3 separate regions of the Mus musculus genome follow, and regions 1 and 2 are each linked to region 3. The links are chromatin loops, found by intact Hi-C in ENCODE. Cell type or tissue: left cerebral cortex. All regions are shown on one strand. Each heading gives the region's core, and the rest is flanking DNA. Links, peaks and the distances in the headings are about the cores only.

Region 1 (7,424 bases), core at 1,484-6,483, 91 kb after region 3:
AAAATGAATCTGTCAGTGTACTGAGATTTTCTTCAGGAAGAGTGACACACATTCTTGGGATGACAAAGAACACCTGCTGTCTAATTCCCGGGTTCTCCCGTGTATCCTTGTAGGTGTGCCTGGCATTTTCCTTTGGTCTCTCATCAAATCACTCTTCTCTTCTGATCCCTAGAGAGCCGTACTCCCTGGCAGGGCTCATACATCTAGCCAGAAGCAGATGTGAACGATGGTCTTCTCAAGCAACCAGGCAGCAAAGGAAAAATGCAGAAACAGGAGGGGAAATGGACTCTCATGACAGTTTTTGTTTTGGAGCAAAGAAATGAGCTCTATTTCCTGAAATTTCAGGACATATTTAATAATTTAGAACAATTAGAGTTACCCAGTTTTTTTTTTTGTCACAGATAACAAAGCAACCGATCATAGTGAGGTGGCATTGACATTAATAATTAAGTATAATTAATAATAAATGTGCTCCCAGGAAACATGATGGTGTAACACTTTTTTTTTCTTGTTTATCATGCAGTCCTTATTCCTTTAGGTTTTACAAGTATTTTATACGACAGAACAAGCACAGAGTTTTCACTCCTGTTAAAGGTTTTTGTTTTTTGTTATTTATTACTGGAGAAAGATCTAGAAACGTGCAAGACAGTACTATGGAGGTTTACAGTCACGAGAAGGCATTATTTTCCAAACTTGTGAGACCAGATGGTAATCCCCCAAAATAAGGCATTGTGGAATGTTGTCCCGGTGATGTTCTTGTCAGCTTGTTACAGGCTGGAGTCACCCGGGAAGAGAAACCTCCATTGAGAAAACACCTCCCTAAGGCTGGCCTTTAGGAACTCTACTTTAGTCAGTTTCCTGATTAGTGATTGCTGTGGGAGGGCTCTGCTCACCAGGGGTGGTACTACCCCTATGCAGGTGGCCCTGCGCTGTAGCGGAACTGAGCCAGGCACAGGGAGCAAACCAGGAAGCGGTACTCTCAATGGCTTCTGCTTCATCTCTGGCCTTCAGTTTCCTGTCCTGATTTCCTTTTGTGATGGACTACAACTGCACTCAGAAACAGATCCTTTCCTCCCAAGTTGCTCTTGATCAGGGTGTGTGACAGCCATTCCGGGTTGTCAAGTTGACTACATCTGGAATGAACTGCAGCTCAGAAATGGAGAGCTCACCTGTGATCCAGATCGTGAGGCTGGAAGACTCAGGTTACTGACCTGGATCTTGACATGGATGGAGATCTTGAGGCATAGGCCAGGTAGTACACACCTTTGATCTCAGGAGGCAAGCAGATCTCTGAGTTCAAGGTCAGTCTGGGACAAAGCAAGGTCTAGATCCAGGCGCGGTAGTATACACACCTTTAATTTGGGCCACACCTTCTACTGGAGGCCTACATAAGGACATTGGAAGAGGGAAGATTCACTCTTCTTCAACTGCTTGCTCTTGCCAGTACGTCTGTTGAAACCTACTTCTACAGAAGACCAGCTTAAATAACTAGCCTCGTGGCAACTACTAGATGCTTGGACTTCCCATTCACAGCTGCCCGTTGTTATCACAACAAATTCCCTTAATATATAGAGACATCCTGTGATTCCTGCGTCTCTAGAGAATCCTGACTAATGGCGTTTTATCATAGCAACAGAAATCCTACCTAAAATGTATAGAATGGACCTTGGGTTAGCGGTGGTGTTCTCTGACCTACAGTGTTCCTTACATCTGACCACTCTTCTCCCAAGCAAGAAGTCTTGCTTTGGTTTTCCTTCAATTATATTTTATCCATGGATCAGGAGCAGACAGTGAGGCCAACACTTAAAAAACTAAATATGTATCTAACATGTTCTCCATGTGTTATCATGAATTTGTAAACCTTAAAACAACCCTTAGAGGTCAACCCAAGCCTACAATTATCCACAGAAGAATCAAATTCCATTATTGTGGTGGGTTGAAGGAGAAATGTCCCTGGTGAGCTTGGGTGAGTGAACACTTGATCTCTAGTTAGTGGTGCTGGGTAGGGGACTGATACGGAACCTTTAGGTCTGACTGTGTTGGCAGAAGGATGTCGATTGGGGGGTGGTGGGCTCTGAGAGTTTATAGCCTTTCCTTGCTTCCGGTTTATTCTCTCTGCATTGTGTTTAAAGGTGAAGATGTGATCTGCTTTCTGCTCCATCCCCCTGTTGCTATGCCTCCCCCTACTGTTATGGATTCTCTCTCTGGGTTCCTAGCCAAAATGAACTTTTCTTTGGTTTTGTTATCACAGCAACAGGAAAGCAACTGATGCAATTATGAACACTCTTTTGTTCTCTGCTGGACATGTTCGGCTATCCATGGTATGTCCATCCTGTTTCTTTATTTTATTGTTTTCTTTAGGCAGGTATCCCAGGCTGGACCGTGAACTCCCTATACTCCCGCCCTCACCTATTGATGACACTGAGGATGATAAAGAAAAGTGGGAAAGTATCTTTGGAAACTTTCTTGCTTCAGTCATGGATAGCTTGGAGTGTTAAGGTGTCAGGCTATCCAATGGCCACTAGAGGCACCCAAACCGTTGGCTTTCAGGTCCTTTGTTTTGCAAAGCAGAGAAGGAATTTCCGAGAGGTTAGAAGGGAGATTTGTTATAGGGTTACAGGTGGGAGTTGTGGGAGCTCCTATCCAGCAGAAGTAGGCCCCAGGTGGGGCACTGTGGAGCGTTTATCCCAGGGAATTTTGTAGAAACAGAAGTGAGGCGTGAAGCAGGCAATGAACTGGTCAGTGCAGTAGCCCATCCAGGAGACATCCAAGAGCCTTTCCATGATTTCAAGTCTGTTCCAGGAAGAGAGAAAGTTCAACTTCCTTTCCAGTGTACTTTGGTGGGCAGAGCCAAAGATGCTTTGCCAAGCAGACCGAGGGCATTCTGTGTTTGAAGTTCCTGCCACTTTGTTACCTGTTCTTTTTTTTTTTTTTTAAGATTTATTTATTATTATATCTAAGTACACTGTAGCTGTCTTCAGACACACCAGAAGAGGGAGTCAGATCTCATTACGGATGGTTGTGAGCCACCATGTGGTTGCTGATTTGAACTTCGGACCTTCGGAAGAGCAGTCGGTGCTCTTAACCACTGAGCCATCTCTCCAGCCCCCTTGTTACCTGTTCTTATTACTGAGGTATTTTAGCTATAAGGAGACTGAGGTATTTCAAAGGGACAGTCTCTGTCCTTAAGGGAAAGGTCTTGGGTGGGAGAGTAGTTTTCATTTTTTTGGGGGGGGAGGGACTGGGGGGAGATGGGGAATTGCATCATAGTCTAGCCCCTCCCACAGCTCTGAGGGTAACCTGTCCCTTCTGCTCGAGTGGCTGCATTTATTTTTTAGAATGTATCTGCCTTTATTTGTATGAATATTTTGCCTGCGTATCTGAGCGTTGCTTGGCACTGATGGAAGTCAGAAGGGGGCGCTAGTTCTTCCTCAGCTACAGAGCTGGGTTAGCCATCTTGCTAGAAAATTGTACGTGCCTTAAGTCCATAACCACCTTGCACTTAAATAAAATATTAAAAATAATGGTTTATACATATGTTCACTGAGACCACAACATAACGCAGCTAGATAAAAAACAGCTTAATAAATAACATGTCTACAGACTTCCCACAAAAACTTAGTATTTGCTTTTAAAGGCTTATTTACTTTATCGGTTATGAGACACAACGCCATGCGACTGAGCCCTTTTAACCAATGAGCTGTCTCTTTAGCCTAAGCTCAAGCCATTTTTACCTTACAGTGGTTAACACTGAAGACAAGAAAATACATAGAGCACACAATAAAGACTGTTAATTCTAACTTTGGTTAACACTGAAGACAAAAAAATACATAGAGCACACAATAAAGACTGTTAATTCTAACTTTAAACATTATTAATAGCCTTGCTAAAGCAAGGCCTCAAAAAATTAGTGTAAGACTCAGAATTGTTCCTCTCCACGGAAATCTTTAGTAAAAGGCGAAAGATTTATACGATCTGAAGAGAAACCAGAGTATACCCAGCTGTCCTAGTGTACAGTTCTCGGCCGACTGTATTTCCTAGACAACTAATGGTGACTATTTACTCCTAAAGACACTGACTACTTTATTATATCAGATAAATCTTTGAAGGTTCTATCACATTAAGGAATAAAAGGAATAAAACAGAACAACGAAAACAACACGCTACCCTTTTAAATTATACAACCATCTGTGTGCACTGCATTGTGGGTATGCAAATATCGCGGAGAAGCCGCGTGGCCCGCTCGGTTTCCGGAAGTGCCTCGAATTTGTCCCAGATGTCTCTAGGCGCTGGGCGGCCACCAGGGGTCAGAGCGAAAGCCAGATTCACAAGCGCACAGACTTCCAATTTCCAAGTGTGATTTTGGTGCGCTTGTGATTCCAGCACCGGTCGGAGAGGCGGAGTCAAGGCGGGGGAATCATTGAATTTGAGTACTTTCTGGTCTGCACCGCGAGGGCCGGGCCAGTCAGGCCCGGATCCGCGCCCGCCATGGCCGACAAGATGGACATGTCTTTGGACGACATCATTAAGCTGAACCGTAACCAGCGCCGGGTGAATCGAGGCGGCGGGCCTAGGAGGAACCGGCCCGCCATCGCCCGCGGCGGCAGGAACCGGCCGGCACCGTACAGTAGACCGAAACCACTTCCGGACAAGTGGCAGCACGACCTATTCGACAGCGGCTGCGGGGGTGGGGAAGGCGTGGAGACCGGTGCCAAGCTGCTCGTGTCAAACCTGGACTTCGGGGTGTCAGATGCTGACATTCAGGAACTCTTTGCTGAATTTGGAACGTTGAAAAAAGCCGCTGTGGACTACGATCGCTCTGGACGAAGTTTAGGGACGGCGGATGTACACTTTGAACGGAGGGCAGATGCCCTGAAGGCTATGAAGCAGTACAAGGGCGTCCCTTTGGATGGCCGCCCTATGGACATCCAGCTTGTCACGTCACAGATCGATCCACAGCGAAGACCTGCACAAAGCGGAAACAGAGGCGGCATGACAAGGAGCCGTGGCTCTGGAGGCTTTGGTGGCCGCGGCAGCCAGGGAAGGGGTAGAGGCACTGGCAGGAACTCAAAGCAGCAGCAGCTTTCTGCAGAGGAGTTGGACGCACAGCTGGATGCTTACAATGCAAGGAGGGACACCAGCTAAACAACCGAACAAATCCGCACAAGAACCGGGACCCAGACGCCTCGTCTGTGATGCCTTAGAGGGAGGGTAGGCAACTGGACTGTGCAGACAATGGTGAATTTGGTTTTTTGTTTCTTTTTACTTCCTGTTTTAAAATAGGATCTAAAAACTCATGTAAAGTTTTTTTTTTTTTTTTTTTTTAAATTCTGAAACAGACCTGTTTTGTACTGAGTTATTTTTTGGGATAAGTTTTCCTGGGTGCTGTTGTGGAGAAGGTGGCATTTTCACCTTTGTCATAATAAAATAGAAATGTGTGTAGAACTGGAAAAATTAAAAAAGAAAAAGAAAAATTACAAATTACAATATGACTTTTATGGACAGAACACATGACTGACTAGCATGCATGAAGAAGTGGGTTTCATTCTCAGCTCCATCATGTAAGAATAAAACAAGAATTGAAAAAACCTTGCCTTTGATGCAGCTCAGTGGCAGAATGCCTACTCACCATGAGCAAGGAAGGCGGTGGGTTTAATTACATGGAAAGTCTTTTCTGTCTGGTAGGGGTGGTACCTACCTGACCTCTCAGCGTTGGTAAGGCTGAGACAGGAGTTTTAGTGAGATATGACTAATCTAAAATAAAATCAAAGGCAGGGGTGGTGGTGGTGGCGGCGGCTCATGCCTTTAATACTAGCTTCTAGGATATACAGGCTCCACAGAGAAACCTTGTTTCAAGCCCCTCTCCCCAAAACCCTGCCCCCCCAAACAACAACAAAACAAAAAACAAACACCAACTTTCTTTTTTTTTAACATAATATTTTTGTGAATTATTTGGGACTTTCACACTGTGTACCATGATCAAGCTCACTTCCCACTCCTCCCGTTGTATCTTTAATTTTCCAAATCTTATTATTATTATTTTATTTTATTTTTTTCCGAGACAGGGTTTCTCTGTGTAGCCCTGGCTGTCCTGGAACTCACTTTGTAGACCAGGCTGGCCTCGAACTTAGAAATCTGCCTGCCTCTGCCTCCCAAGTGCTGGGATTAAAGACGTGCGCCACCACAGCCCAGCCCAAATCTTATTTTTAATGATAGTTCTTAAACGCTTTAACCTCCCTTGTAGCCCACCACCCACCAAAGTGGTGGGAAAGAGAGGATACGGGGGAAGTGCACCTGTTTAGAAAGATTCTTTGGAGTAAACCCCCTCTGTGTTGTTTGGAAATCAGCAATTCAGTTCACTGGTCATTGAGCAGCACAGTTTGATCTACTTGCAAATACTTCACTGATACACCAGGGTTGTGGATAGCCATGGGGCTAATTATATTTGATGAGTTCGGCACTCAGGTGAACCTGCTTCCCACCTTAATTTGTAAAATAAAGGAGAACTGTTGATTGGGCAGATAAAGGGAAGGTGGAGCAGAAGGTTGGGAGAGAGAAGAAGGAGAAAATGGAGGAGGAAGAGGATGCAGAGGAGGAGGAGGAAGAAGAAGAAGTAATGGAGCAGAAGCACATGGCCTGGAGAAACCTCAAGTTCTAAGGAGTCTCATAGATGAGGAAGATGGTAGTGTAGTGGTAGATCTGCCCAATCTAGGCGCACTGCATGCAATCATATTAACTGAGTTGTGTTATTATAGCCGGGGCATATTTGGGTTGGAGATTTACTGTAACACACCAGCAGTCCAGTTCAGTAGAGTCAGCATAGCAAACAGGAATCAGCAGCAGTGGCCTACCTAGCAGAGACAGCCAGGCCTCAGCCTCAGCTCTAGTCATCAGGAGGAATGCCAGAAATTCTCAGCTGTGCCTCTCTCAGGGAATCGAAGATCAGAGAAAAGACCCACAAGTGTTGCACAGCTACCTCTATAAGCAAGCCAAGCTCAGCCTCTGTCACTGTCTGTTGAGTCCTATTTATAACCCTCCAAACGTCACATGTCCTCCACAGGTCTTGCCCTAGCACGCGCATCTGTCTCAGGTGACATCACTGCCAATCAGCCCAAGTCTGCAGAAGCAGCAAGAAACTGCAGCACACCACCAAAAGTGTTTTAGTGTGTTTCTCTCTATGGCGTCCTGATAAATGCAGCTCAGCTATGCAGTGTAAGGAGGACCTGTACATGCATGTTGTTAGCAAAGAGTCCTTCATCACGCGCCCTTCCATGTGTTTGCTTTAGCAGAACATCCTCTCTCCTGTGTCTGCTTCAGCAAAACCTTCCTTCACCTGTCTTAGTCTTTCACCTGTGTCCACTTCACGAAAACACTCCACAGGTTTGCCCCAGCAAAACACCGTCTGACACAGCTGACTTTCCAAA
Region 2 (7,424 bases), core at 1,396-6,395, 68 kb before region 3:
CGTTGTAGACTTGAGGGAAAATATAAAGAACTCCTGGGATGATGGGCAGTCTGTAGTTCAGTGCAAGGCAATCTTTGCTGTTTTCAGGTCAGGTTTAGTTTTCATGAGAACTGTTCTTTTCAGCAATGGTATATTACAAATCTTTTTAGTTACTATTAAAGAAATGCCAACGTCATTCTTATATAGGATGAACCAAGTCAAGACAGAATTAAAGTAAATTTGTGCAACTTTTTAATAAGACAGGTCTTCTAACAAGGTGCTGTTTGTGAGTGGCCTGAGCAGAGTCATTGTAGGGCATTGTAGGGCAGCTCCAGAATTGAAACCAGTGACACAGTGAAGAACTAGTTCTGGGGAGAGGTAAAGAAGCTGTGAGAAGAGGGAGGGTCTCAGCCTTGCTTGCTTGCTTTTCTAGCTTTGGTTGTAAACACAATCCATTATAAACCATGCTCCTTAAAATTCTCCCAGATATCAGGCTCCGAGTTCGGGCGGAATACTGCCAGCATGAGACGGCTCTGCAAGGCAATGTCTTCTCCAATAAGCAGGACCCACTTGAGCGCCAGTTTGAGCGCTTTAACCAGGCCAACACTATCCTCAAGTCCCGGGACCTGGGCTCCATCATCTGTGACATCAAGTTCTCTGAGCTCACCTACCTCGACGCATTCTGGCGAGACTACATTAATGGCTCATTATTAGAGGCACTGAAAGGTGTCTTCATCACAGACTCTCTCAAGCAAGCTGTGGGCCATGAAGCCATCAAGCTGCTGGTGAACGTGGATGAGGAGGACTATGAGCTGGGCCGACAGAAACTCCTGAGGAACTTGATGCTGCAGGCATTACCCTGACCTTTCCCCTTCTCACCTTTCTGGGGACTGTTCGCTCCGTCACCTCTGGAGCTGACATACTGTTCTGGGGTTTGTTCTCTACCCTTTCCAACCAATCACACCGCCTTTTTTTTTTTTTTTTTTTAAAAGGAAAAGACAAAGGAAGGTGGAAGTGGTGTCCCTGCCCTCCCTGCACCCATGTGCCTGGGCTTCCCCGTTTCCTGTTGCCACTTACCCTATTGTGTGTCTACAGCCACCTTACCACTGAGCCGTAAGACAAGTGTATAGGGACAGGGTCTCTGGAACACAGCCTTTGTAAGGGATTGAACACTGCTTTCAGGTGCATTGAGGGGTAATCAATACTTATGGCTTTATGAGGGCTCTTAAATTTTGTCTGAAAAACCAAAGGGCTGTGAGTAAAGGAGCTATGTGGAAGGTGGGACTCTGAAGTGTATTTTGGAAATTAATTACCACCTTCTTCCAAATTATAGAATTTTTTAAAAACAGAGAAGCTGTGGCCCTTTGCAGTCTCTCCTGGCCTTGGTGCTGCTCCTCTCTGCCTTTCCTTCATTCCACAGCGGGAACTGCTGTCGTATGGATCCCTCCTTGTCCCTGTCAAATGTTCAGCAAACTTACAGAGGACTGGGCCAGCCTGATCGATCACCCTCCCAACTGCGATGTGTATGTGAACACCAGTACACAGGACAGTGGAGTAGAGGCTGCTAGTTGGAGCACACTTTCTCTGAAGAGGAGGAGGGGGTGGGGGGTATGACATTTTCCTTCCCTTTTCCAGTGAAAATAACTCTTACCCCACCCCAAGGCCCTTTCCCTTTGCTTCCTTCTTGCTTGAGAGAAAGTGGGGTATTTAGTATCAGCTCCTCCTGTTCCTCTGCCCTCCCTTCTCCCATCCTTTGGAGAGCAGGACTAGTACATGCACTGAGCACCGCACTTTCTTAGGTAAGGAGGCATGTTTGAGGCAGGAGGCTGAGGAGTGAAGTCCAGTCAAGCAGGTACAATTCCACCTCCCCTTCTAGCCCCCAAAAGACATGTCCAGACATTATGATTATTATATTTTTTTTTCAATGCCAGTGCTGCTCAGCCCTCAGCATAACTTCAGTTTTCATGAAATAAACAGTGACTATATAAAATCCCACTTTTCTGAAACTGAAATCTGAGGTCAGGTCAAAGTCTCTTCTTTCCCATGGACTTGATTAAGCCTGTGTTCCATTAAGAGAGGTTAAAGTTCTGCAAGTGAAGGGAACCGTGCTTGTGTCCTGCCTACAAGTCACAGTAGCATCACCTCCCAGTTGGCTGTGTCTGTGTCTTAACCAACAGAAGTTAAAAGCATTAAGAGAGTGGATGACCCAGACTGCCATAGAGGTCAGGTCTGCGGTGCTGGAACACAGGCAGGTGTTGGCGCATCTGTTGTAGAAAGTGGAGATCAATTCGAGCAAGGCAGAGGCCTGGTCCCTCGGAGCAGCGGGCCACCACTGTGCCCCACGGGTCAACCACCATGCTATGGCCATAACTTGCTCTTGTTTCATGGTGGCGTCCACACTGCGCTGCTGCTATTACATAGCACTGAGATTCAATGGCGCGGGCCCGCAGCAGCACCTGAGGATGAGACGTGCGTTGACTCCAGAACATACAGCGTTTAATAGGCAAGTGACAAGAAGCGGGCACTGTGGGCCCAATCTTCTCACTAACCAACTAGAGTTAATAACTAACTCTTTAACATGACTCACACCTAGCTAAGAAATGAATTTCCTCACCAGATGAAAAGGAAGAAAATCAAGTAGAAAGGAGGAGTGTTTGTGTTTTGTACTTTTGAGATAAGGTCTCCCTGTGTAACCCTGGCTGGCTTAGACCCACAGAGATCTGCCTGCCTTTGCCTCACAGTGCTGAGATGAAGAGCATGCACCACCATGCCCCACTCTTTGAAGGTGTGGGTTGCTTTTTTGTTTTTGAGACAGGGTTTCTCTGTGTAGCCCTGGCTGTCCTGGAACCCACTCTGTAGACCAGGCTGGCCTCAAACTCAGAGATCCACCTGCTTCTGCCTCCTGAGTGCTGGGATTAAAGGTGTGCACCCCCACTGCCCAGCTTCTATTTTGTTTTCTTTTTTAGTCAAGGCATGCTGGCTTTGAACCTGTGGCTATCCACTGAAGTGCTTGGATTTAGGTTTGTACCACTCTGCTCCCACTACTAAAAGTAAGGTTAAAGGAGGCCTATATGTTATGAAGAGGCATTCTCTTACCTCCCAGTGGGCTGGACCTGTAACAGATCCAAAGGCTGAAGGATAAGTAAGTATTTCTGCCCCAGCTTGAGCCAATTTCAAAGAAAGTTCAGGGAACCGCATGTCATAACAGATTGCTAGACCAACCTGAAATGAGAAACAACCCACTCATCTTCCCTGTCCCATTCAACAGAACACTGAGTGCCTTCATTAGCCTGCACCAATGGGGGGTGTTACCACTTTTCAACATAGTCCCATTTCCTTTCCAAACTCCCACCTTGCCAGCCGGTGTCTTGACAGGTGGCTCAAGAGTGCCTCCAGGCTTGGTATAGTTGCTTTCTCTCATCGGCCCCTGACCTGGGATCTCTACATCGCACAGATGTGTCTTCCTGTAACTGGCCACTACTGATCCTAGAGAGAGAGAGAGAGAGAGAGAGAGAGAGAGAGAGAGAGAGAGAGAGAGAAAATACTCAGTACAGACACTCTACAAGTCCAGCTTAGCTCTTCTCCCAAAGAGTAACTTGTAGGCTGAGAACAGAAGCATAAAACCCCAAGGCCAAGCAGTTGAGAAAGAAATGCTGAAGATCTGAGTTGAGGAAAGGTAGAGAAGCCTGGGAAGAGGCAAACTAAGGGCTATGACGTCTCACCCTTGCTGTTCAAAAGCACATGACAATTGTAGATTTTCTGATTCTGCTCCCAGTCTTGGCCACGCTCGTGGAAACCGCCCAAGGACAGCCAGATTCCACATTCCCTGGGGGGGGGGGGGGACACGACACACACAACTCTACCCCCTCTGTGGCAATCCAGGAACACTGCTCAACAGGGAGTTCTACACACACAACCCCCCCCCCCCCAAACCCTACCCTTGTACCTGGCAAGCTGGCTATATTGGCCCAAAAGATCCCCATTCAGTGGTTCGGACAGGAGTAATGTCTCGGCAGGGTTTCGTGCAATAAAGTCAAATGCCTCAGGCAGAAAGGCCAGGCAAGCACCCAGTCTGGCAGCCTCTTGAACCAACTCAGCACATGTTTTAAAGTTCTCTTGCTTGTTTGGTGTTGATGTTACCTGGCACACAGCCACCAGGGGCAGCTCCCAGGAAGTTGATGAGGACATGGTTCTGGGCCTGTGAATGACACAGGCAGTATCCTCAGATTTTCTATCTAGGAGAAACTCAGAGGCTCAAGTGGGGGTGGAGCCAGAAACTTTATTTTCTTTTGACTTTTTTCTTTTTTGAGACACGGTCTTTTGTAGCCCAGACAGGCCTTTCTATGTAACTGGGGATGACCTTAAACTCCTGGTTGATCCTCCTTTTTTTCGAGTGCTGGCATTACAGGTGACCCCAGCAACTTGTTTTCATTCTTACAGAGCATAATAACCCTAGAGCTACTGGAGTTCACTCATTACATGTTTGGAGATATCTTTGTCTCCCACTATGAAGTTAATAAACACGAACTAAGCAGCTATGCGCCAGAGAGAGAACATTACGAAATATGTTACCTGGGCTGAGTACAAAGTACTGGGGTTCGAAGTAATCGGTATCCGGTACACAGGAGTTGGTGAGGAGGCCTGGTGATGAAGCCCAGCCTGAAGAAGGTGAGAAATCAGGACACCTAACCCTCTTTCAAGCCGTAAGTTTCTAGAATTCTCTGCCATTTCCAGGCCTGGCCAGTAATCCCCTCCCCCAAGGCTTCGAAAATACTTTTTACTACTAGTAGCTAGGAAAAGATATAAAATGGGAAAATGGGAGAGGCGACTATGATCGGTGCCTTAATACCTCAACTTCCAGTGATCTCACATTAAAACTGAAGCCCTTTTTCCTTTGCCAAACGTTTCCGCAGTTCAAGTCATCTCATGGAACCTTCCTCGTTTCCCCAATTCTCTTCTCGGCTGTGCCACCTGCACAGCTTTATAGACTCAACACGTATCTTTCCCCTTATACCCGAATCTCAGAAGGAAAGTTCACCCTCCCTAGATCTCCACCATCTCATGGTGGGTAGATGGGTACAGGACCAGATCCCAACCCGAGCCCCCGCCCTCTGATTAGCGCGTCCTTCCCCGCCTCTCCCCCCCGGGCAAGAATCTCTGTTGCACAAGTTAAAGCATCGCAGGTGGAATTCACCGCAGCGGGCAGGGTTTGGGAGTAGGTCCTACATGAAGACACAGCCAAAACCATTCACGGGGTCGGATCTCAAGAGCTGCCAGGAGCCAGGAGCGCAGGAGCAAGTGGGCGGTAACCCCCCGGCCGGATGTGACGCAGTGAGAGTGCGCAGGCCGGAAAGCTTGCAGGTGGGGAAGATGGCGGACAGCAGCGGTCGTGTGGGCAAGAGCGGCGGGAGCGGCGCGGGGAAGGGGGCGGTGTCGGCGGAACAGGTGAGGAGCCGCGAGCGCACAAGGCACCCGGGGCGGTGTCGAATTCGTGTAGAAGATAAGATTTGTGGCTCGAAGGGGCCTTTAGTCCTTTCCACGGTCTCCATGGGCACGCACGGGGGAGAGGGGGTCTCTGGAGGTGATCACGAACCTTTCTAGAGCCTGGGTAGGTAGGGGAGAGGCACGCCCGCGGTGTGGGTGGGTAGTCAAGGGAGAAAGCCCTGAGCTGCAGGGTCTGGGAGGGTTGGCCAGGTCTCTGAGAAGATGGATCGTAGTTTGCCCCCTCTCCGAGGTACCCTAAAGAGCGTATGGTGTTTGGCGTGGCATCTAGTAACGAATTCCAAGCTGTTCTTAGTCAGTGAGTGGCTTATGTAGTTCATGGCTCAAAAACCGTGTTCACCATCACCAACACGCTGCAGAGCCACGTGACTCAGACTCTGAGCAGTTTAGTGTTCCGTAAATTATTTTGACTAAGGAGTCTGTGGTTTGTTTGTTTGTTTGTTTTGTCTTGGAGGTGGGGATGAGGGTTGCTATAGGGTCGGGTCCGGCCTTGGCTTTTCCGGAATTCACTTTGTAGACCAAACTGGCCTGGAAGATCCGCTTGCCTCTGCCTCCCACATACTGCGATTAAAGGCTCGGATTATTTCGTCTTTGAGACACGGTCTTACTAAGTGGCCTACGCTGGCCTCGAGCTTGCTCGGTGTGCTCTCTTTGCAAAGATTGACTTCGGAAGAGGGCAGAACCCACCCCCCACCCCCTCTCTCTTTCTCTTTCTCTCTTTCTCTCTTTCTCTCTCTCTCTCTCTCTCTCTCTCTCTCTCTCTCTCTCTCTCTCTCTCTCTTTCTTTCTTTCTTTCTTTCTTTCTTTCTTTCTTTCTTTCTTTCTTTCTTTCATGTGTGAGTACACTGTAGCTGTCTTCAGACACTCCAGAAGATGGAGTCCGATCTCATTACGGATGGTTGTGAGCCACCATGTGGTTGCTGGGATTTGAACTTTGGAAGAGCAGTCGGTGCTCTTAACAGCTGAGCCATCTCACCAGCCCCAGAAGAGTAATTTTAATCATAGGTACATTTGTCAGTTGGTTGTTGAACAATTCCTACAGGTAAAAGCATCAGCATAAAGAGTCTAAAACCCACACTGTCAAAGAGTTAGAAAGTAAGTGTTCAGGGAGAACTGAAGTGCAGGGGAATTCTGGAGATGGAAGAGGGTGTAGCCTCTGACATAGTGGGAAGGAAAAAATGCTAATGCTTTGGAGAGTCCGTCTTGTGTTTGGCTTTGCTTAACCCAGAGGAACAGGTAAATGAAATAGACCTTGTCTTAAACTTGGTCACAGCCAAGTGTGGTGGCCCATACCCATAATCCCCCTGGATTACCCTGTCAGTTCCAGGCTAGCCTGGGTTACAGAGTAAAACACAGTCTCAAAAACAAAACAATGAGACTTTATGTGTGTTTGCATGTGTATGTGCATATACCACATGTGTGCAGGAGCCCTCAGAGACCAGAAGAGTGGTCAAAACCTCTGATAACTGCCTATTAGCTACCATGAGGGTGCTGAGAACCAAACCCAGGTCCTCCGCTATAAAAGTAATCGTTCTTCCACCGAGCCATTTCTCCAACCCTACACTACAAACTTCTGCACATAATGAACTTTTCTTGCACAGTTTGGAGAGAGAGTCCAAAGTAGTGTAGATTTCGGATGTGGCAGGTAAGTAGGCAAGGGAATGGCGGGTAGTGGAATGGTTGGGAGGGTTTCCTGGCCTAGAATCAGAATGACCTGTGCTTGCTTTGTATTTCTTATTTATATATGATTTCTCTTGTTACCTTTTACCCTCGTCTATCTGTAAAAGCACAGTAGTTTTCCATTTCGTAACTAGAGTACTAGGCAAGAAAATCCATTTGGGTTTTGTTTTGTTTTGTTTTTTTCCACCATGACTAAATACAGAGACTACATAGTGTGTTTAACAAATGCTACTTAGAGCTGGAGAGATGGCCTCTGCACTCGA
Region 3 (7,424 bases), core at 1,238-6,237:
AGGTGATGGATAGTTTTAAAGAAGGGAGTAGGGAAGAGCTAGAGGCCAAGGAAGAAAATTCCGAAGGTCGAGAGGTTGAAAGTATAAAGGAGACCAAGGATGTGGAAAAAATAATAGGAGAACCGGGTAAAGATGAGGAGAGAGAGATTGGGAGAGAAGAAGGAGCTGAGAAAGGAGATGACACCCCAGTAGACTCTGATATGGATCCAGAGCATGTGTTCCAGGAAGACCTGGTTCTTGAGGAGAGCTGGGAAGTTGTCCACAAGCATGAGGCTGAGAAAGGCAGAGAGAGTGAGACCAAAGAGCTGAGGAGGAAGAGTGACCTTAAGTCAAGAGAAGACCAAGGACACAGTGAAGACAGTGGAAGTCCAGAAGAGGGTGATGATAGGAAGGAAGGGGTTTTCAGCAAGGAACAAAAAAGTATAGACGTAGAAACTGAAGTCATGAGAGGTGTTGGTGACCACTTAGAAGAGGGGGCCCTCTCTGAAGGGCCAGGTGTCGAGTTACTGAGGGTTGACAGTACAGAAGAAATCAATGAACAGACCTCTGAGATGAAACAAGCCCCGCTACAGCCATCTGAACCAGAGGGCATGGAGGCTGAGGGACAGCTTAATCCTGAGACATGTGACCTGTATTCTTGTCCCTGTGGGTCAGCTGGTGGTGTGGGCATGCGTCTGGCTTCCACCCTAGTTCAGGTCCGACAGGTCCGCTCTGTCCCTGTAGTGCCCCCCAAACCACAGTTTGCCAAGATGCCCAGTGCAATGTGTAGCAAGATCCATGTAGCACCTGCAAGCCCATGTCCAAGGCCTGGTAGGCTTGATGGGACTCCTGGAGAAAAAGCTTGGGGTTCTCGAGCTTCCTGGAGGAATGGGGGCAGTCTTTCTTTTGATGCTGCTGTGGCCCTGGCCCGGGAACGCCAGAGGACCGAGTCTCAGGGAGTTCTGCGGACCCAGACCTGTACTGGAGGTGGGGATTATAGTCTCAGCTCCAGAACCCCTCCTTGTAGCATGATCCTTGCCCATTCTTCCCGGCCCCTTAGCTGTTTGGAACGCCCACCTGAAGGCACAGAGGGGTCTGAGCCCAGGAGTCGGCTTAGTCTGCCCCCTAGAGAGCTTCACCCTGTTGTCCCTCTTGTGGCCCCTCAGCGCCAGACATATGCTTTTGAAACACAGACTAATCATGGGAAAGATGAAGGGGTATGATTAGGACAGGACAAGAGGAACCAAGAAATCATCACCAATCTCTGGAGCACTTGCCTAGCTGTCTTTGCTGCCTCGGCAGCTGAGATGTCTAATTCCATAGGCTTGGGTCCTCCAGCTTCTTGTTTTGACCATGAGAGGTACAGACTTGGTGGATTTACTTATGTTTGTGTTAGACACAAAGCCACTTATGTCTTAGCAGAGTCTTAAGAAACATAGAACAATCTTGTTTCCAGGGAGTTAACAAAAACATAGGGTAGGTAAAAGCTTTTTTTTTTCTTAAATTTAAATACAGTGGGGGAATTTCAGCCAAACTTTTGCCCTATTCTGAGCTGTGAATATCTCTTCACAGAAGCCTACTGTAGATGTGGGAGATATAGGACCAGATATAGAATAGCTCACCCCTGATTTGTTCCTAGATTTTTGGCTGTCTTCTGACCCTCTTTAGTTTCAGAGTAGGAGAAACATCCAAGAAGCTCTTTAAAGTCCTCAGTGTTTGCTGAAGGAAATGGGTGGCATCCTCTACCTTCAATTATTTTGCAGAAGAGGTCCTCCCATTTTAGGAAAAGGGAATGTTGGGCTGAAGAGATAGCTCAGAGGTTAAGAGCACCTACTGTTCTTCCAGAGGTCCTGAGTTCAATTCCTAGCAATCACATGATGGCTCACAACCATCTGTAACGGAATTTGATGCCTTCTACGGGTGAGTCTGAAGAGAGCAATGGTGTACTCATTCATATACATAAAATAAATAAAGAAAGAAAAGAAAAAGGAAAAGAAAAGTAGAGGGAATGTCACTCAATTTGGCTCTAGCACTGTCTCTGCACAGGCTGGGGCTACAGGCCACCATTTAGCAATGGTGGGTATTTGATAATAAAAGCTGAATTTTTTTTTTAACATTTAAACAGTGTATGTACTTTGTCTTATTAAAGTTTTGGGTGAATGGTATCACATTCCAAAGTTGCCAAAATGTATATATCTTGTTTTTTCTTATTTAGATATTCTTCCTCAGTTGTCATGGGAAACTGTAGCTAGAAAGTAGAACTGGGTTCATGGTGGTCAAGAAATGAGGAAGAGAAACCTGTATTTACATAATGTTCATCTAATGCCAGGAATTGGGCCAGATTTGTGTGCATAAAAACTTTGCTCTTGAATTTATTTAATCCACTTGATGTGAAGTTGGTATTGGTATTTCCGTTTTACAAAGAAATTGAGCTGTAGTTAAGTAAAAATGCCCATCAAAAACCTCAGAGTTAAGAAGTGTTAGTTTCTAGGTGTGGTGGCTGTCTTTAATCCTAGCACTTGGGAGTGGAGAGATCTATGTGTATTCGAGTCCAGCATAGTTTATGTAGGACTACATAGAAATACCCTATCGCAAAAAAAAAAAAAAAAAAAAAAAAGTGTCAGTTCAGAGTCTGAATGGCTTCAGAATCTGAATTCTAGCTATTGCTATTATACTTCACTATTCCAAAATCACTCTGGGTACACCCAGAATGAAGAAAATGGTAATCAAACTCGTCCCCACACGTATTTAAGAGCCTGAGGAAAAGCTATGAGGTCTTTGGAGTATTGCTGACGTTAATACAAAGGTATATACCCAGATCCACGTACACTCAGAAATGTCCCAAAGTCCACTTGGAACCCCCTCAAAGTGATGCCCTGATCCAAGATGGCGTCCCACATTGCCCTTATGAAAGATGGCGCCTAAGATTGCCGTTCCACCCTCTACTTCCTTTTACTGGAAGTAAAAGGGCTCCGCCTACCACAAGGATGGAAGTACAATTTAGTCGGGTTTTTTTTTTCCTGGTTCTTACTGAAAACAAAGGCCTCTAGCGAGGTCCCCAAGGATACCGTCTGTTTCCCTTCAGAGCCTGCGACCACTCACGTACCCACATCCGCTCTAGCGGGCATCAGATTTGAAGCGAGCGGAAGTGTGGCAGCTCGGGGGGCCGTCCGTCGGCTGGGCGGGTCGAGGGCACACTTCCGCCCCTCACCAACATGGCCGCAGGCTGGGACTGCGCATGAGCAGCTGTCTATGGAGAGACCTAGATCCAAAGACGGAGAAGGCTGCCGGGGGAAATCGGCGACTGAAGCGGCCTGGCCCGGTGAGTGCGTCGGAGCCGGCCGGAGTCCGGACGCCGGTGGATCGGCATGGCGGGGCACCTTTGCTTTGGCTGGCGTTTCCCAGGCCAGGCCACGCCTGGGCACGGAGCCTTTGTTTTGGGGGAGGGGGCCGTGCCCGGCTCTTTCTCTCCTGCTTTGTGGGCCGAGCTCGCTCCCCGCCCCGGTGTGCACACGTCCCAGCCGCCTGCGGTGGGTATCCAGCTTCGAGCCGCAGGCCCGGGAAGGTCCCCGGCGTCCTTTCCCCGTCTCTCCTCCGCGGAGCAGCTGGGGCGCAGGCGAGCTGGGCTGGGACCGGCGGGGTCACCGCGCGGGCTGCGGGGCTCGCGCCTGCCGGGTACTCAGGTCCCCAAGCGCCTACTACTAGTCGGTGGGCCTGCAGGGAGACGCGTCGTTCTCGGGCAAGGTCCGGGCGCTTGAAGTCTTTGGGAACTTGATCTGGTTTTTGTGTGTGGGTGGTGGTGGGGGGTGTTTTGTTTTTTAAATTTCTGCCTTTGCGTCTGTGCTTGGTGAGGACGTTTGCTGGGCTCTCCTTTTGAGCATGCAAAACCACAAAATCCTAGGCTGATTTCCGTATCACGTATTATTAATGCTCAGGATGCTTCCGGATATACAACCAAGGTTTGAGTAAGGAGCCTACCGCCGTTTCTGGGTAGCCTCAGAAGTTGCGCTGACAGCTGTTGGCTATACGGTTGTCTCGTGCGCCTTGCAGTCTCTTTCATAGCCTCCTCCTGCAGGCCGTGCCAGGAGCTTCAGGAGGAGCTCTTCCTCCTGTTTGAGGATGGAGACCCCCTAGGTGGTCCGTACATCCGGACGCTGCCTCCCTTTGCAGCCTTACTTTCTACGGACAGTTTCACTTTCAGTTCCCTTTTGTTATTGTTGTTAACGTTCTTCTTTGCACACGGTCTTTCCGAGGCGCATTATCCGCTAAACTAAGGTTTTTCTTTGATTAGAAAGGTTTGGAAGATCTTGCGGGTAGAGTGTTTAAAAAAAATCTTGTCCTTTCTTGTTGAGATTATTTTATTGCTTTGTCCTATGCAGCTGTTTCTTTCTGGTGGCATCTGTCTGTACAGTTCTTTGTTTTTTCCCGTTCTCTGGCTGGTTGTCAAAAGTCCTAAGGCAGGAACATTGTAGATGGATTCCTCCCCCTTTGTCTTTTCTCCTGCAGAACCCTGAGCCTGGAGGTTTTCTTTCCCCCCCTCCTCCTGAGGCTTAGTTGATTTGGAGTTGTCATGGCAACATTTTAGCAACTATGTTGCTCTACAGGAAGCCTTGCTGGATAAAATAAAGAAGCCTTGAACATGATGCACTTGGGCACTGGTGTTTGTAACAGATGCTGTAAATCTGGACTCTCTCAAAACAAGAGCCCCGACAGCGGAGTAGTATCCAAGAGCCAAACCTGGGTTTTATGCTTAGTGATGGTTTCCCAATAGCAAAAAAGGTTTCAGTTTTCCTCTTCTTAGATTTGAGGACTGGAATTTGTTTTTTGTTATTCTTATTTGATTTTGAAACAGGACCTCTCTATACATAACCTTGGCTGTCCTGGAACTCACTCTGTAGACCAAGCTGGCATTGAACTCAGAGATCTGCCTGCCTCTGCCTTCTTAGTGCTGGGATCAAAGGCTGGCATCACCACCTCCCAGCTTCAGATTTCTTTTCGTACAGTTTGTGTTGGAGAAGCTGGAAGAAGAATCAGGGAGTGTGTGAGGGAGTGTGTGGGTGGGGGGGTTATTAGTTACTGGTTTTGATAGTGGTGGTCTAAACTTTGCTCTAGCTTTTCCTGTGAAGCTGCTGACATAGAGTATAATAGCTTTAGTAACAATCCACAATAGCCTCAGCCATGCACCCCAGACATTGTTTCACAGTCTACTCCTCCCCCCAGGAGTTGGAATGAAAATGGAGGAGCAGCTGGGTGGTGGCGACCCATGCCTTTAATCCTAGCACTAGATAGGCAGAAGCAGGCAGGATCTCTGAGAGTTCAGAGGCCAGCCTGGCCTACAGAGTGAGTTCCAGGACGGCCAGGGCTACAAGAGAAACCCTGTCTCAGAAAGAGAGAAGCGGGGTTGGGGGGGAAGGAAGGAAGAGAGAAAAGTTTTGGTGTGTGTGTGTGCACATGCATGTGTGTGGTGGGCTGGACGCTGTGATAAACAGCTTTCACAAGTTAGTTTTTGCCTCTTTGAGGGGAGGAGGTTGTTTTTTTTGTTTTGTTTTTTGAGATATGGATTCTCTAGGTTGCCCTGGTCATCCTGGAACTCTGTAGCCATGGCTGGCCTTGAACTCAGAGATCCACGTGCCTGGCTCCCAAGTGCTTGAATCAGGCATTGCCACCACGCCCTGCCTGCTGAGCCCTCCTAGCTTTTCTTTTGGTCAGAGGAGAGCCGTAGGGGGTCAGTTGTTGTCTTTCCACGTTGCTGGAGACAGTGGCTGGCGCCCCGCTTGTAGAGATTCTCTCATCTCCAGCTCTCCATCAGGCGCCCTGTGATTACACATGCTCTCAATGCTGCATTCCTCTCTTCTATAGGTTTTAGGACTCGGGTGTTACCTTCATTCCGAGTGAGACTTCCATTGCGAGTGCTGTTTGAGCCAATCTCCCAGTTTTGTTTTATTTTATTTTGAGACAAGTTCTTGTAGCCCAGCCTAGCGTGACACTAGCTTTGCACCCCAGGATGGCCTTGAACTCCTAAGTATTGGTATTACGGGCATGAGCAAGCACACTTGGTCCTTTTTCTCCTCAAACTCGCACCGTTCCTGTCTCCTTCCCCTGAGTGTTAGGCTCCCAGGAGTGAGCCTCCATGTCCCGTGAAGAGTTGCTTCTTCAGTCACTGCAGACTAGCCCTTGCCATCAGAATTGGGGGAGTTGACTGTCCTTTGCGGATGCTTGGTTTATCTTCCTGGCTGTGTCTTCTTGGAACCTAGGTTCTAGAACCTGGAAAGCTGTTCAGTTGCCTGGCCTCACTGCAAACTCTGTGGTTTCCACCAGGACTTAGCATTCAGGCCTTTGAGTTGGGAGATACAAAGTCCTCCGAAAAAAGACCGGCGCCTCGGATGAGCCCCCTCACAGAGAGATGAAGGGGTAAGTGAAGAGGGATGTCTGGGCAGAGGAGGGATGGCCTGGAGAATGCAGAATTAATGCAGAATGACTAAGAACATTGGATTCGGGAGATCTGGGTTCAGGTACCCAGCTCCAACACTTACCAGCTCTGTGATTTAGTTTCTCTATCTATAAAACTGTGGTGCTAGTCACTGTTATTAGCATCAAGATGGTGTGCTGGGGTGGGGGGTGGGGTGGATGCCTTTAATCTCAGCACTCAGGAGGCAGAGGCAGTCTTATCTCTGAATCCAAGGTTAGCCTGCTCCACACAACAAGTTCCAGGACTGCCAGAGCTACCCAGAAAAAAACTCTTTCTTTCTTCTTCTTTTTTTTTTAAGATGTAGAAATGGTCCTTTTTTTGTTTTGTTTGTTTGCTTGTTTATTATATGTAAGTACACTGTAGCTGTCTTCAGACACTTCAGAAGAGGGCATCAGATTTCGTTACAGATAGTTGTGAGCCACCATATGTTTGATGGCATTTGAACTCGGGACCTTTGGAAGAGCAGTCAGCGCTCTTAACCACTGAGCCATCTCGCCAGCCCTAACACTTTCTTGAAAAACAAAATAAAACCAACCAACCAACAAACAAAAAAAGTGCTTATAGCTTGGTGTCTATGTACATGGTAGATACTTAGTTATTACTTTTTAAATTTATTTTGTTTTATTTTTTTGAGACAAAATAATATTTACATAGTCCTGGGTATATCGTAGTCCTGGCTGCCCTGGAGCTCACTCTGTAGACCAGGCTGGCTTCAAACTCACAGAGATCCACCTGCCTGTCTCCTGAGTGCCAGGTTTAAAGGAATGTGCCACCATGAGCCAGCAGTAATACTGTCATGGTCTAACCTAGCCTAACATCTGTTGTGGATGCCAGTGAGTTTGGGAACCATGTTACGAGGTCAGTGAATGTCTCACATCTTCCATTTGTTTCTTGTTTTTTTGTTTCACCACCAATAGGCAGCAGAAAACAGCTGAAACCGAAGAGGGAACAGTGCAGATTCAGGAAGGTGAATGTT

Evidence for each region. Peaks named below come from ENCODE experiments on the same cell type or tissue, not always from the same donor. Only the 100,000 strongest peaks of a DNase experiment are listed, where the experiment ranks them.
Region 1: it touches region 3 in a loop (9-fold over the local background); 1 of 42 quality-filtered maps calls a loop at or near these places.
Region 2: a loop joins it to region 3, with 6 times the contacts of the local background. A loop is called at or near these places in 1 of 42 quality-filtered maps.

The regions. Positions count from the first base shown.
Region 1 is chr1:171,499,169-171,506,592 of GRCm38, forward strand. It overlaps Alyref2 (Aly/REF export factor 2), which reads left to right and starts at 4,310. Exons shown (of 1, transcript NM_019484.4): 1 at 4,310-5,582. The coding sequence starts at 4,489. The coding sequence ends at 5,145. LOC115487699 (a small nuclear RNA gene) reads right to left here and starts at 3,995; the gene lies at 3,880-3,995. In left cerebral cortex, for the core only: CTCF peaks have their summits at 2,518, 3,431 (motif pointing right) and 4,304 (motif pointing right); DNase peaks (open chromatin) are centred at 2,554, 3,419, 4,279, 4,721 and 1 more place; H3K4me3 peaks cover 1,577 bases; H3K27ac peaks cover 1,598 bases.
Region 2 is chr1:171,340,363-171,347,786 of GRCm38, forward strand. It overlaps Dedd (death effector domain-containing), which reads left to right. Exons shown (of 6, transcript NM_001128609.1): 6 at 466-2,139. The coding sequence ends at 842. Nit1 (nitrilase 1) reads right to left here and starts at 5,283. Exons shown (of 7, transcript NM_012049.2): 1 at 5,206-5,283; 2 at 4,552-4,638; 3 at 3,926-4,177; 4 at 3,702-3,805; 5 at 3,332-3,465; 6 at 3,076-3,201; 7 at 1,875-2,435. The coding sequence starts at 5,207. The coding sequence ends at 2,169. Pfdn2 (prefoldin 2) reads left to right here and starts at 5,313. Exons shown (of 4, transcript NM_011070.4): 1 at 5,313-5,424. The coding sequence starts at 5,350. In left cerebral cortex, for the core only: no CTCF peak of the experiment used is centred there; DNase peaks (open chromatin) are centred at 4,118, 4,748, 5,297 and 5,801; H3K4me3 peaks cover 2,045 bases; H3K27ac peaks cover 1,333 bases.
Region 3 is chr1:171,408,140-171,415,563 of GRCm38, forward strand. It overlaps Arhgap30 (Rho GTPase activating protein 30), which reads left to right. Exons shown (of 12, transcript NM_001005508.2): 12 at 1-2,101. The coding sequence ends at 1,202. It overlaps Usf1 (upstream transcription factor 1), which reads left to right and starts at 3,174. Exons shown (of 10, transcript NM_001305676.1): 1 at 3,174-3,301; 2 at 6,298-6,390; 3 at 7,366-7,415. The coding sequence starts at 6,383. In left cerebral cortex, for the core only: a CTCF peak has its summit at 4,031; DNase peaks (open chromatin) are centred at 2,922, 3,166, 3,637, 3,985 and 1 more place; H3K4me3 peaks cover 2,359 bases; H3K27ac peaks cover 2,065 bases.